Regions from separate parts of the Homo sapiens genome. Here all the other regions are linked to region 2. Evidence: read pairs that join two places in POLR2A ChIA-PET (ENCODE). Cell type or tissue: CD4-positive, alpha-beta T cell. All regions are shown on one strand.

Region 1 (5,000 bases), 210 kb after region 2:
GCAGGAGGTTGCAGTGAGCCAAGATCATGCCACTGCACTCCGCCTGGGCAACAGAGCAAGACTCTGTCTCAAAAACAAAACAAAACAAAACAAAAGATATATTGATAATACTGTTTGGGGCACTGGAGAGGCATCAACTATTATATACATGATGTACTCTCTGGATGCCTAAGTCCTCACTCACAGCCAAGGCAACTGGAGAATTGTAGCAACCACACAACTGAGGTTTCTGGATTGGCAAATCACTTAAGATTGTCTCTTTTTTGAGATAGAATCTCGATCCGTCACCCAGGCTGGAGTGCGGTGGCACGATCTTGGCTCACGGCAACTTCTGCCTCCTGGGTTCAAGCGATTCTCCTGCCTCAGCCTCCCGAGTAGCAGGGATTACAGGCGCACACCACCATGCCCAGATAATTTTTTGTATTTTTAGTAGAGACAGGGTTTCACTATGATGGCCAAGCTGGTTTTAAACTCCTGACCTCAAGTGATCCACCCACCTGAGCCTCCCAAAGTGCTGGGATTACAGGCCTGAGCCACCTCACCCGGCCTCAAGATTGTCTTTTACTTGAATTATTTGGATGACTGTTCTTAATTTACCCCTTCATCATGCCCGGAAATGGGAAAGAGGAAATGTGTAGATTGCTTCAAATAACTTCTGAGCTATTGCTATGTCTCAGGCATTGTTCTAAATGTTTACCACAAAATCCTGCCCTGATGGAGCAGACATTTTAGGCTGAAGAGACAGGTACTGGCTGGGTGCAGTGGCTCACACCTGTAAGTCCAGTACTTTGGGAGGCCAAGGTGGGAGGATTGCTTAAACCCAGGAGTTCGAGGCCAGCTTGGGCAACACAGTGAAACCACTGTCTCTACAAAAAATTAAAAAAAAAAAAAATTTTAAAAAAAGAGACAGATAAGAAAAACACATATTGAGTGAGATAATAAGTGCTGTCTAGAGGCATCCATATATTCCATCTATGATGTTTTACAGATGTTATTTACCTGGTGACTGCCAAATACTCCCAATATAATCTTAATTATCTTTTTTTAATAGCACAAGGAGCTGGGTGCGGTGGCTCATGCCTGTAATCCCAGCACATTGGGAGGCTGAGGCGGGAGGATCACCTGAGATCGGGAGTTCGAGACCAGCCTGACCAACATGGAGAAAAACCCTGTCTCTACTAAAAATACAAAATTAGCTGGGCACAGTGGTGCGTGCCTGTAATCCCAGCTACTCGGGAGGCTGAGGCAGGAGAATTGCTTGAACCCAGGAGGTGGAGGTTGCGGTGAGCAGAGATCGTGCCATTGCACTCCAGCCTGGGCAACAAGAGCGAAACTCCATCCCAAAAAAAAAAAAAAAAGAAAAAGAAAAGAAAAAAAAGAAATAGCACAGGGAATACTGACCACATTTCTGCCTTTGTTCAGTTCAGATTGACAAATATTTGTTGAGCTCCGACAAGCAGGGAGAGGGACAAGGTGAACCAGCCCTTTCCTGCCCCTAAAGAGCAGCATAGCCACCAAGTAAACACATCATTTCAATATACTGTGGTAGCCCCTGGATAGAGGGAACTAAAAGTTGCTACAAAAACATGAATGCTATCTAGAAACTCCTGCATTTTCTCTTGAAGCATGTGAAGGAGTTCATCTGAAAAAGATGCCAAAAAGCCAAGAATCCAGCATCTACATCATCTTAGGAGGGAGCAGGGATAGGTAGGGAGGAGCCACCAGCTCTCGGATATTCCCAGATGCTAAAAGGTAAAGTGAATTCTTCTATAAGGATGTGTCTATCTAGCTGAGTCTGCAAAGCCTCCCCACAGTAAATCTGAAGTTGAGAATGCCAAAGTATTTGCTTTCATCTAACTCTTTGACAGACAAATAGAATACAAAAATAAAAACATCTCTCTTCTACCCTCATTGTAATCTTTTTCCTCTTTTCAAAATCTTTTAAACAAAATGCCTCTTTACTGTGAAATCTGTTCTATTGATTTGTTTTCATAAAAGATCTCTCTCCTAAAGAAAGGAAAAGCCATCTTTGATCTGACTTGACAAAAAGATCTAATCAAACAATAAAATCTATGAAGGAAAAAAAAGAAAAAGAAGCAAGCTTCTTTGAGCCACATCAAATATATGAAAGAGAAAATACTTCATTTAAATGCTAAAAACTAACACAAAACAGCTTGAAATGTAATAACCTCTCCTGAATAAGTGAAACCACATGTTGATCTGACATGAGTTTCTAAGACACAATTAAAGGTCACTTCGTGTACAAACATCTCATTCGGAAGTGAGAAGCTTGAATTGCTGTCAGTATTTTTGGCCACCACGGGGCAGGTGCTCCCACCTGGCACAAACCATATAGACGCCCCCAGAGGGAATGAAGGTGATACTCCACATACTGGAAGCTTCAAATCTAGCCGCGCCAGGAAATGTTCAGCCCTGGATTTCAGCTGTTTCTCCCTTGATGTCCTAACAGAGAGGACTAACTAAATGTGAGAATCCTTGTTGTTTTAGGAAGCCCATGGAAGTGGCTTTACTTAAAAAACTAAAGGCTTCCTTTCTGCTCTGTCTGTCTTTATGACCCACCAGGGTCCTAGGAGAGAAGACATTAGGGTGTTGCAGCCACAGAGTCACATTTGGAAACGTCTTCCAGCAGCTGGGATGTTTCAATTCAAGACTCTTTAAGGGAACACAGGGTATTTGGAAAGTGACTTTAAAATGCCCTGGCCTCCAGGCCTATCTCCTCTTACCAAATCCCTTTAAGAAAGGATGTGCTGGGGAAAGACTTCAAAGTGTTTCAAAAGGGAAATCACATCTTGAAAGCTTTTCTCAGAATGAGAAAGAAACACATTATTTGATTTGAAAGAGAAGTAAATCTTAAGCAGCAATGAAGGAGGATCAAAGAATAGGTTCATGTGAACTTAAGAAGTGATCCTTTCCAGCGGAACGTGACTTTACTCTTTCCGATGCCCTCAACGCATTTTGGGGATTGTAAGTTTACTCGAGAATCAAAATAAAGAGGCGAGCCAGCGTTCCAGAAAATCACGTGGTCTCCCCCGCCCCCCAATCTATTTTACAGCCCTCTCCAGCTTCGAACTCGCGCCAGGCTGTGCGCACCGACTTTGCGCTGGCGGCGTGGACGCTGCGGCCACTCGCGGGCGGCGTGGACGCTGCGGCCACTCGCGCGGCTGTTGTTGTTGCTGCTGCGTGGAGGCACGCCGCTCCTTGCACACGCGGGGCAATTCTCCGGTTGGGGAAGGAGGAAAATGGCTGAGAAAAGGACCTAAGAAAGCCTTCAGGGTGGGCCCCCATTTCTTCCTGCCCCGCCCACACCCTGCCACACTCTCCCGCCGTCCCCTCCCCACCCCCCCTTGTTCTTTGGACCTGACCGATGAAAAATTCAACTAATACCTAAATAGATTCTTCTTGCAAAAAAGTAAAATCTCAAAGCAAAACAAAACAAAACAAAAATTTGTTAGGGGAGAAATCATCTGTGAGGTGCCCTTTCCATTCTAGCTCCCTCTCCCCTCTCCGTTTCCCTAAATGTTATTCTCTATCGATAGACATAGAGATGTGGATATTACCTGTAGATAGATATTTTAAAATTGTATTTATTTCTTAAAGACACTTCCATAATCTAATATACAAAGGAATTCATAAACTTAAGAGCGGAAGTTGTCACATAAATAAAAAACAACCAATACTTTTTGATCAGTAAAATCACTGATTCGGCTGGGCGCGGTGGCTCACGCCTGTAATCCCAGCACTTTGGGAGGCCAAGGCGGGCCGATTATGAGGTCAGGAGATGGAGACCATCCTGGCTAACAGGGTGAAACAAACCCCGTCTAAACTAAAAATACAAAAAATTAGCCGGGCGGGGCGCCTGTAGTCCCAGCTACTCGGCAAGCTGAGGCAGGAGAATGGCGTGAACCCGGGAGGCGGAGCTTGCAGTGAGCCGAGATTGCGCCACTGTACCCCAGTCTGGGCGACGGGGTCTCCGTCTCAAAAAAAAAAAAAAAAATCACTCATTCTTTGTAAAGTCCAATAAAATTAAGTTTAAGTCCATTGGTAAGAATGAGTAAGAAAAACAAGAGGGAATGTACTTATAAACAACATCAAGAATAAAAGTAGATACATAATTACACATACGGGGCCGGGCAAGGTGGCTCACACCTGTCATCTCAGGACCTTGGGAGGCCGAAGTGGGCGGATCACTTGAGGTTAGGAGTTCCAGAACAGCCTAGCCAACATGGCGAAACCCCATCTCTATTAAAAATACAAAAATTAGCCGGGCGTGGTGGCACATGCCTGTAATTTTACACCGAGCTACTCAGGAGGCTGAGGCATGGGAATCCCTTGAGCGTTGCAGTGAGTCGAGATCACACCACTGCACTCCAGTCTGGGCGACAGAGCAAGACTCTGTCTGAAATAATAATAATAATAGTAATTACACATACAGAGCAACCTTTTGAAATTTTAAGTGACTGTTTTCTACAGCTGTGTACTGTTTGGCTTGAAAACCTAGCTTTGTCTAAGGAAAAAAACCGAATTACCAAAATCAACCCAATCCAGGTGCTGTATTTACACCTGAAAGTATTGCTTTTCTTTACCTGCTTGCTTGATGTAATATATATTAAATAGCCACTGTGGAAAATCACGGGAAATTTTAATATTTTCCTCAGAAGCTTGTTAGTTAATCCAACTCTAACCCGGAGAAAGTTGCTGCATTAACAGTTTCTCAACAGACAAAAAATGGCCACGAAAACAATGGCTAGTCTTTATTTGGGGCTTACTCTACACCAAACATACACATTAGCATATTTGGCCTCCGTAATGCCGCTTAAGGTTTGATACCATTGCTATACCCATTTTACAGATGGCAAAACTGAAGTGTGAAGAGGTACCCAAGATCACACAGCTTTGAGGGGCAGAATGGGGATCCCAATGGAGAAAAGCTGTGACTGTTTAAAGTGTCATTCAAAGACTACATTACATCATAGGAGAAT
Region 2 (5,000 bases):
GAACCCAAGTTCTCTTTGGGTCATGTTAAGTTTGAAATTGATGAGGAAGCAGGAACAGGGAATACATATCGGTACTTAAAAAAAAAAAAGTTAGCTCTTCTCCCTCCCTCCTCTCTGCGCCTAGCGGAAGTGATGCAAGGTGCACCGTAAGTGATGCAAGGCGTAGCAGAAGTGTCGTGAGGCATAGCGGAAGTGACTGCCGCCATGGTGTCGTGCTGTGACGAAGGGAGATGGCATTGTAAACGCCAGAGCGAGGTTCTGCCTACCCCGAGACTGCTGCTGTTCGGAGACCTGCAGGTGAATGCCCCATCACCATGTCTGACCTGGAGGCAAAACCTTCAACTGAGCATTTGGGGGATAAGATAAAAGATGAAGATATTAAACTCAGGGTTATTGGACAGGATAGCAGTGAGATTCATTTCAAAGTGAAAATGACAACACCTCTCAAGAAACTCAAGAAATCGTACTGTCAGAGACAGGGCGTTCCAGTGAATTCCCTCAGGTTTCTCTTTGAAGGTCAGAGAATTGCTGATAATCATACTCCAGAAGAACTGGGAATGGAGGAAGAAGATGTGATTGAGGTTTATCAGGAACAAATCGGAGGTCATTCAACAGTTTAGACATTCTTTTTTTTTTTCCTTTTCCCTCAATCCTTTTTTATTTTTTTAAATAGTTCTTTTGTAGCATGGTATTTAAAACGGAATTGAAAACAGGCACTCCATCTCTTTAAAACATCTGGTAATTTGAATTCTAGTGTTCATTATTCATTATTGTTTGTTTTCATTATGCTGATTTCTGGTGATCAAGGCTCAGGCCTCTTCATATTGCCCTCTCCTTTTATAAAAATTATGTGTGCACAGAGAGGCCACCTTTTTCAGGACTGTACATTTTCAGATGATAAGATTGACCAATGCAAGTATTCATAATGACTTTCCAGTTGGCCCTGATTTTCAACCATGTGATTGTTTCACTCCTGGACTATGACTTTTGGTGGGAGATGGAAGTTTTTTAGAGAACTGAGCTGTGGAAAAATGACCTCTCCTTAACAACTTGAAGCTATTTTTAAGATTTGAGGGTCTGGACCAAAAGAAAAGGAGCATCAGGTTAAGTCAAGGTGACAGATAAGGTTGAGAGTAACGACTAACTCCAAAGATGGCTTCCCTGAAGAAAAGACATTTGAAGATTTTTTTTTTCTTAATCTTGTCAGAAGATCCCAGAAAAGTTCTGATTTTCATTATCAATAAAGGTATACATGCAGAAATGAATACAACAGAATACTGCTCTTTTTTATTTGTACTTTTTGGCCTGGGATATCGGGTTTTAAATGGACATTGTCTACACCAGCTTCATTAAAATAAACAATATTTGTAAAAATTGTAAAAGAAAAAAAGTCAAATATTTCCTAGATACACAGTAGTGGAAAAATCAGGAATATCCAGCTTGATGGGTTTTCACAAAGGGACACCTCTGCACCCCCTTCTATCACTTCCCCAGCAGGGTAACTACTGCCCTAGTCTTAAGCAATAAACAAGTTTTATTGGCGTTTTTAAACCTATGATCAGTGGTAAGTGAGGGCATTTGCCCAGAATTTCTCAAAAAATTACCTCAGTTGAGGCCGGGTGTGGTGGCTCACGCCTGTGATCCCAGCACTTTGGGAGGCTGAGGCGGGTGGATCACGAGGTGAGGAGATCGAGACCATCCTGGTCAACATGGTGAAACCCCATCTCTTATAAAAATACAAAAATTAGCCGGGCATGGTGGTGTGTGCCTGTAATCCCAGTTACTTGGGAGGCTGAGACAGGAGAATCGCTTGAACTGAGGAGGCAGAGATTGCAATGAACTGAGATTGCACCACTGCACTCCAGCCTAGGTGACAGAGCGAGACCCTGTCTCAAAAAAAAAAAAAAAATTACCTCAGTTGGCTGGGCACTGTGGCTCATGCCAGTAATCCCAGCGCTGTGGGAGGAGCCTTTGAGGCCAGGAGTGTGAGACCAGCCTGGGCAACTTAATGAAACTGTCTCTACAAAAAAATTTTAAAAATTAGCCGGCCACCCTGGTCCATTCCTGTAGTTCCAGTTACTTGGGAGGCTAAAGTGGGAGAATTGGTTGAGCCCAGGAAGTTGAGGCTGCAATGAGCTAGGATTGCACCAATGCACTCTAACCTGGGCAAGAGTGAAACTCTCGCTCTTAAAAAAAAAAAAAAGTGGGAGAGTGGGAAATACCTTACCTGTTTTTTTGGGTTTTTTTTCCTTTTACATTGAATAAGAAGGTTTTGTTTTGTTGTTTGGCATGGAGGGGGTGCTTGTTTGTCCTTATCCTCCTTCCTGTGGTGAGGCACTGATGCAGAGTGTGTGTGGGGTCTCCCCTGGCCCCTTGGCTGGCAGAGAGCCTCACGTTCCACCTACTTTTTCTTGCCTCGCAGTCACAGGGGCATCAAACCACAGCAACAGGTATAACTGCAAACCTGCAAACCCTACTCCTCTCAGTAGCAAGTTCCCTCCTGCCCATCCCTTCCCTTTTGAGGTTCTTTTTTCTGGTCCAATCCCAACAGCTCTTCTTAAGGAAGCATCAGTTTATAGCTTTTGCAGTGTTCATTTAAATGTTTTAATGCAAACACAGCCAACCTCATTCTATTCTGAAAATTCATTTCTCCTTTCTCTCTGTCTCTCTCTCTCTCTCTCTCTTTTTCTCTCTCTCTTCCTCCCTCCCTCTCCCCGTTCCTGTGATTATTTTTTTTGGAAATAATTCCACACACTTTCTGCCTCCATAAACCTCTGACTCCAGCAGATGGAACAAGGCTGCTATTCCGAGTCAACGGAATCAACGGACCAGCTATAAGTGGGAGGCGAGTGGTACACACTGCAGTTTCACCCTAGTAGGTGACGTTGTGGCAACACCCACAGAACAAAAGATTCACCTTTTTCATCTATTTTTACATCTCAGGAAGCCCTAGTCCTGTCTTTTAATTACAGAACTGTTTTCCCCTCCTTGGCTCTGCACACGTTTTCTATATAATATTAAACAGTAACCTGTGAGTCTCCCACATCCTGGTATGCTCTGGATCACAGACCACATTTTTTAAACACACACACACACACACACACACACACACCACACACGACCAAAATCTGTACCAGCTGACAGCTGGCAAAGTAAAACCGCATTAAATTTGGCTCGCTTGCTTGCTTGCTTTTTCTTTCTTCTTTCTTTCTTTCTAACAGCTTGATTGAGACATGATTTACATATCATAATATTCATCCATTTTAAGTGTGCAATTCCATGTTTTTTAATTTTTTTACAGAGTTGTGTATTGGCTATTTCTTCTTGGAAATAGGGCCACTGGGGAAACTCTTGACCCCAAGGCCCCTCTCCCCACTTTGAACACGAACCAGTAAATAGCAGAGCAAATTCTGGTTCACCCCCAAAATAGTTTTTATTCATTTCATTGTGCCATTAACAGCTTACTTCCTGTGTTTTGATTCTGAGCTGTTCAGAAGCCACGTTCTTAGAAGCCACATTGCTTAGTTTTTACACCATCAAGAGATTTCTTTTGTGTTAGAGGTGTTTTTTGTTTGTTAGTGGTTTATTTAGAGTCTCCAGCTCCTTGTTTTATCTGCTGGGCTAATTAGATTTGAAATGAACCTTTGTAGCATGACAGACTGTACAGAAATATTTGGTATTCAGAGCTAAGCTTAAACATTCATAGCATTCTTACTTTTGAAACTAGCAGAAAGGAAGAGACTTAGAAATATAAGTAGGGCACAAAGGCCTAGAACCTTTTCCTAGAATTAAGCTCTTATTATATAATTTGGCTTTAACTCTGTGAGTCTCCATTTTCTCATCTGAAGAACAGGAATTAAAATAACCACTTCAGGAGATTAGCCTGAGGATCCCATTCATGTGAAAGCACCTAGAACAAAATCAATTTTTAAAAAAACCATCAATATTCATTGAGTATGAATCTTGAAGAACTTAACTAGTGGTATAAGAATTCTGTTTGTCAGGGTGCATTAATAAAAGCATAGTGCCTTCTGTTAAACGAGGATGTACTAGTTTAGTTATTCACTCAATGAATAGGTCATTACCTGCTGCGTGCCAGGCACTAGGGAGGGAACAGGGGACAGGCAGACAGGTGGAGGTGATATTCACAATATGGTTGTGCAAATAAATATCTAAGTATAAATTGTGCAAGGGTTGTTACAGAAACTTCTGGGAAGTGCACGTGCATGTGTGTGTATCTTTAAAGCAATTTAAGAGAATGTGTATTTTGTTGATAAAGTTATGCCTATAGGCATAGAAAATTTTTTCTGGAACAATCCATGAGAAATTAGTTACAGGAGTTTTATTTTTATGAAAGGAACAAGAAAGTACACAGGGGAACATCTGCCACTTTTTATTCTGTACCTTTCCATAAAATTTTAAGTTTCTAACTCTAAACTTTTTTTTTTTTTTTGAGACAGAGTCTCGCTCAATCACCCAGGCTGGAGTGCGGTGACCCAGTCTTGGCTCACTGCAACCTCCGCCTCCCAGGTTCAATCAATTCTCCTGCCTCAGCCTCCGGAATAGCTGGGATTACAGGCATGTGCCACCACGTCTGGCAAATTTTTGTATTTTTAGTAGAGACGGAGTTTCACCATGTTGGCCAGGCTGGTGATCTGCCTGCCTCAGCCTCCCAAAGTGCTGGGATTACAGGCATGAGCAGCCGCAGCCTAAACTCGTGTTTTTATTTGTTTGTTTGCTTGTTTAAGTGTCACTAGGGCTTCTCTGATCAGTAGGCTGAAAGGCCATTTTTTATATTTCTTCTTAAACTTTTCTCTACTGAAAACAAGACCTGTTATTTAAGATGGATAAATGATTAACTCTTGGAAATATAATTTGTCGTGTTAAGCCATTTAAACATTAAACATAATATTATTATACTTAAAAAGACAAAGGTCATTTACCAGAGTGTAAGAATTCATCAACCTACACCAAACTGTTACTAGCCTGCTCTTGCCTAC
Region 3 (5,000 bases), 180 kb after region 2:
ATTGGTGCCTGGGAGTGGTGGCCCACGCCTGTAATCTCAGCACTTTGGGAGGCTGAGGTGTGAGGATCATTTGAGGCCAGGAGTTTGAAACCAGTCTGGACAACAAGGGAAGACTCCCATCCCTAAATAATTAAAAAAAAAAAAAACCAAAACAAACAAACTGATTGTCACTTAATGAAGATATAAAAAAACACTTAGTTTCATCTATGGTTTTGGTACAATTTTAAAATAAAATAAAATAAAAACACTTAGCTATTATTTTGCTAAGAGCCTTATTTTTTTGTGTGGTTTTTTTTTTGTGTGTGTTTTGTTTGTTTGTTTCTTTGTTTTTGAGATGGAATCTCACTCACTCTGTCGCCCAGGCTGGAGTGCAGTGGTATGAGCTCAGCTCACTGCAATATCTGACATCCAGGTTCAAGTGATTCTTCTGCCTCAGTCTCCTGAGTAGCTGGGATTACAGATGTGCATCACCACACCTTGCTAATTTTAGTATTTTTAGTTGAGATGGGGCTTCACCATGTTGGCCAGACTGGTCTTGAGCGCCTAACCTCAAGTGATCCACCCTCCACGGCCTCCTAAAGTGCTGGAATTACAGGTGCCTTATTGTTTTTAAATTTCCTCATGAACCACGTTAGATTATTACTATCATTTATTTTTAATAGACAGCTTCGACTTTTTTTTTTTTTTTTTTTTTTTTGAGCCAGAGTCTCGCTCTGTCGCCCAGGCTGGAGTGCAGTGGCAGGATCTCGGCTCACTGCAAGCTCCGCCTCCCGGGTTCACGCCATTCTCCTGCCTCAGCCTCCCGAGTAGCTGGGACTACAGGCGCTCACGAGCATGCCCGGCTAACTTTTTTTTTTGAATTTTTAGCAGATACGGGGTTTCACCGTGTTAGCCAGGATGGTCTCGATCTCCTGACCTCGTGATCCGCCTGTCTCGGCCTCCCAAAGTGCTGGGATTACAGGCGTGAGCCATCGTGCCCGGCCGACAGCTTCTACTTTAAATTAGTTTTGTAAAATGAAACTGTTAAGAGGTGATGAATCAAGGCCAAAAAAAGAAACTGTATCACCTCTGTAAATGAAAAATCAATATCATTTTCCATAAACAGAAGGTAACCGCTGAAAAATATGCCAAAGAAAAAAAAAAAAAGCTAACTTCTAGCCAGGTAGCATTGCCTGCCGAAGGCCCTGATGAAGGAGAGACCAGCTCTCTTGGTTCCAAAGAAAGGTCTGCAAGTATTAGAAAGTTGTTTAAAACATATTAGCACAGTGCTGGGCGCGGTGGCTCGTGCCTGTAATCCCAGCACTTTGGGAGGCCAAGGTGGGTGGATCACCTGAGGTCGATAGTTGGAGACCATCCTGGCCAACATGGCAAAACCCAGTCCCACCAAAAATACAAAATTAGCCAGGCATGGTGGTGCATACCTGTAGTCCTGGCTACTCAGGAGGCTGAGGCAGGAGAATGGCCTGAACCCAGGAGGCAGAGCTTGCAGTAAGCAGAGATCGCGCCACTGCACTCCAGCCTGGGCAACAGTGCAAGACTCCGTCTCAAAAACAAAAAAAACAAAAAAACAACAAAAAAAAACAAATTTGGCCGGGCACGGTGGCTCACGCCTGTAATCCCAGCACACTGGGAGGCTGAGGCAGGTGGATCACGAGGTCAAGAGTTTGCCAAGATGGTGAAACCCCATCTCTACTAAAAACTACAAAAATTAGCCAAGCGCACTGGCAGGTGCCTGTAATCCCAGCTACTCGGGAGGCTGAGGCAGGAGAATCACTTGAACCTGGGCAGTAGAGGTTGCAGTGAGCCACGATCATGCCACTGCACTCCAGCCTGGGCAACAGAGTGAGACTCCATCTCAAAAAAAAAAAAAAAAAAAAAAAAAAAAAAATATATATATATATATATATATATTCATAGTAGCCAAGAAATGGAAAAAACCCAAATGTCCATCAACAGAAGAATCAATATGTAAAATGGAAAATTATTTAGCAATAAAAAGGAATAAAGTACTCATACATGCTACAACATGGATGAACTTTGAAACCATTACGTGGCCAGGCGCGGTGGCTCACACCAATAATCTTAGCACTTTGGGAGGCCGAGGCAGGTGGATCACCTGAGGTCAGGAGTTCGAGACCAGCTTGACCAACACAGTGAAACCCAGTCTCTACTAAATACAAAAAATTAGCCGTATGTGGTGGCGGGTGCCTGTAATCCCAGCTACCTGGGAGGCTGAGGTAGGAGAATTGCTTGAACCCAGGAGGCGGAGGTTGCAGTGAACGGAGATCACCCCATTGCACTCCAGCCTGGGCAACAAGAGCGAAACTCTGTCTCAAAACAACAACAAAAGAAAACATTATGTTTAGTGAATGAAGACCGACACAAAGGGCCACAAACTGCATAATTTCACTTATACACAATGTGCAGAATAGGCAAATTGAAAGAAACAGAAAGTAGATTCGTGGTTTCCTAGGGTTGGAGGGGAAATGGGAGGAGAGTGTTAATGAATAAGGGGTTTCCTTTTGGGGTGAGGAAAATGTTCGGAGTGAGATAGCAGTGATGGTCGCACGACTCTGAACATGCTAAAAATCATTGCGTTTGTACACTTTAAATTAGTGGGTCATACGGCATGAGAATTATATTTCAATAACGATAATTTTATCTTATTTTTTTCTGTTAATCCCAACAATCTTTTATTTTTTTAACTAGTTTTTGGGGAACGGGTGGTGTTTTGTTGCATAGAAAATTCTTTAGTGGTGATTTCTGAGATTTTGGTGGCCACATCCCTTGAGCCGTGTACACTACAACCAGTGGGTAGTCTTTTATCCCTCAACCCCCTCCCACTCTTTCCCCTGAGTCCCCAAAGTCCATGATATCATTCTTATGCCTCCATAAAGCTAATTTCAAAAGTATACAGCTAACTCATGCCTTAAAAGGAGTTGGATGATTGATGCTCCACTTCCTCAGAATGTGTGGCTAATTGCTGTCCTGCCAAACCCATTGACTCAGGACTGGGTTGCAGCCACCGCTTACTTGGATCTGTTTGTGTGTGCACGAACGCTGCCTGTAGCAACAGATTTGAATGTGTGAAAAGCTTTCCCTAGGAGAACGGTCACTATGGTGCACCCAAATACTAGCGTTTAGCATTCAGGGTGGCTTAAGCCAATCCACTTCAAAAAACATGTTTCAAGCACCTACTAAGTGTCAGGCAGTGCCATCACAGCTGGACATACAGCAGCAAATGGGATTGAACGAGGCGGGTGGCTGGGCGGGGGGACATGGCCCTGACAGAGGTGACACTCGAGCAGGAGAGACACAGGTATAAACCAGGTAACACATACAGCTAAGACAGGTTAATCCTGAAAGGGATGAAAAGTGCTCCAATGGTAATAATATAATGAGAGAGTCAGAGGCTACGGTAAGGGCCTTTGTTTTTTTGTTTGTTTTTGAGACAGTCTTGCTCTGTCGCCCAGGCAAGAGTGCAGTGGCGTGATCTCGGCTCACTGCAACCTTCATCTCCTGGGTTCAAGCGATTCTCCTGCCTCAGCCTTCCGAGTGGCTGGGATTACAGGCACCTGCCACCACTCTCAGCTAATTTTTGTATTTTTTAGTACAGATGGGGTTTCACCATGTTGGCCAGGCTGGTCTCGAACTCCTGATCTCAGGTGATCCACCCATCTCAGCCTCCCAAAGTACTGGGATTACAGGCGTGAGCCACCGCGCCCGGCCTCCAGGTCAGTTTCTATGGCTGCAGTAGGTTCCAAAGTGTCTCTGATGGGTTCATTAACAAAGTCTTTTTTCCCTTTAACTCTAATGATCATACCTTGTTGAGGCTGAAAAACTCTACTCTTCCCTTTTTGAGCTGCTTCCCTCCAACCATTCACAGACCAGCTCATGTATGTATAAATGGACAGATTTGAGGGTATTTCATGTGACACAGCTTCATAATCCCACTCTACATATTCAAGACAAAAACAGCAACCCCTGCTTGGGGCTGAAGTCCTTCTAGATCCTTCCCTGTCCCATAAAGCCTTCTCCCAATGGCCGATCAGCTGCCAAACCCTATTGATTATATCCCTGCAGTGCCCTGGAGTCCTCCTGCCAGTCCTACTGTCATTGACTCAGCATCTTCAGGACCTCTTACCTACATAATTTAATAGCGTCTCTTCTTCCAGTTTTTCCTGCTTCCCTGGTTAAAAACACTATGAGTCAGCCGTGATACCTCCTTCCTCCTCGCCTTGCTTGTCTAAACCATCAACCTGTCCTGCCAATTTTGCTGCCCAAGAATCTCTCAAAACTGTTCACCCGCTTCATCTTCCCTACGGACACCCCTCCAATCTAACCTCCTACAGTTGATAATTGCAGGAGCTTCCACACTGGACCCTTGGCTTCCACTCCTGTGCTTATACAATCTATCTCCCTGATAGATACAATCTATCTGCTGCCTGAGTAAACTGGTGTTTTGTGTTTTTTTCTTTTTGAGACAGGGTCTCGCTCTGTCACCCAGGCTGGAGTGCAGCAGTACAATCATGGCTTGAATTCCTGGGCTCAAGTGATCCTCCTGCCATCATGTCCAGCTAATTTTTTTTTTCTTTTTTGTAGAGATGAAGTCTCACTATGTTGACCAAGCTGGTCTCAGACTCCTGGGCTCAAGTGATCCTCCTGCCTCAGCCTCCCAAGGCACTGGAATTATAGGCGTGAGCGACCACGCCTGGCGCTACTTGATCTTACCTAAAGACATCTGCATGTTTTCCTCATGCTGGCTCACTTTTTCCCCATCTATTCACCTTGAATTTTTTTTTTCCTCCAATTCATTCTTTAAAGTCCAGCTCTTTTTTCAATTTCAAAAAGTATGAAGTTTTAGAAGCCAGAAATCTAGGGCCTTTTTTTTTTTTCTTTTTGAGATGGTCTCGCTCTGTCACCCAGGCTGGAGTGCAGTGGTGTGATCTCAGTTCACTGCAAACTCCACCTCCCGGGTTCAAGTGATTCTCCTGTCTCAG

The links. ChIA-PET counts read pairs that join two places held together with the same protein. Peaks named below come from ENCODE experiments on the same cell type or tissue, not always from the same donor. Only the 100,000 strongest peaks of a DNase experiment are listed, where the experiment ranks them.
Region 1: POLR2A ChIA-PET joins it to region 2 with 18 read pairs; 15 of 35 experiments call an interaction of 5 or more read pairs at or near these places.
Region 3: POLR2A ChIA-PET joins it to region 2 with 11 read pairs; 12 of 35 experiments call an interaction of 5 or more read pairs at or near these places.

The regions. Positions count from the first base shown.
Region 1 is chr20:53,658,449-53,663,448 of GRCh38, reverse strand. No RefSeq gene overlaps it. Among named protein-coding and RNA genes, the nearest start is that of ZNF217, 67 kb to the right of the region's middle. RefSeq lists enhancers at 2,128-2,187, 3,108-3,167, 3,178-3,237. In CD4-positive, alpha-beta T cell, no CTCF peak of the experiment used is centred here; DNase peaks (open chromatin) are centred at 2,308 and 3,128; H3K4me3 peaks cover 1,647 bases; H3K27ac peaks cover 1,444 bases.
Region 2 is chr20:53,870,872-53,875,871 of GRCh38, reverse strand. It overlaps the pseudogene SUMO1P1. Among named protein-coding and RNA genes, the nearest start is that of BCAS1-AS1, 42 kb to the left of the region's middle. RefSeq lists an enhancer at 1-974. In CD4-positive, alpha-beta T cell, no CTCF peak of the experiment used is centred here; DNase peaks (open chromatin) are centred at 181, 2,461, 3,111 and 3,491; H3K4me3 peaks cover 1,417 bases; H3K27ac peaks cover 2,404 bases.
Region 3 is chr20:53,690,924-53,695,923 of GRCh38, reverse strand. No RefSeq gene overlaps it. Among named protein-coding and RNA genes, the nearest start is that of ZNF217, 100 kb to the right of the region's middle. RefSeq lists an enhancer at 4,107-4,606. In CD4-positive, alpha-beta T cell, no CTCF peak of the experiment used is centred here; DNase peaks (open chromatin) are centred at 2,463 and 3,003; H3K4me3 peaks cover 625 bases; H3K27ac peaks cover 427 bases.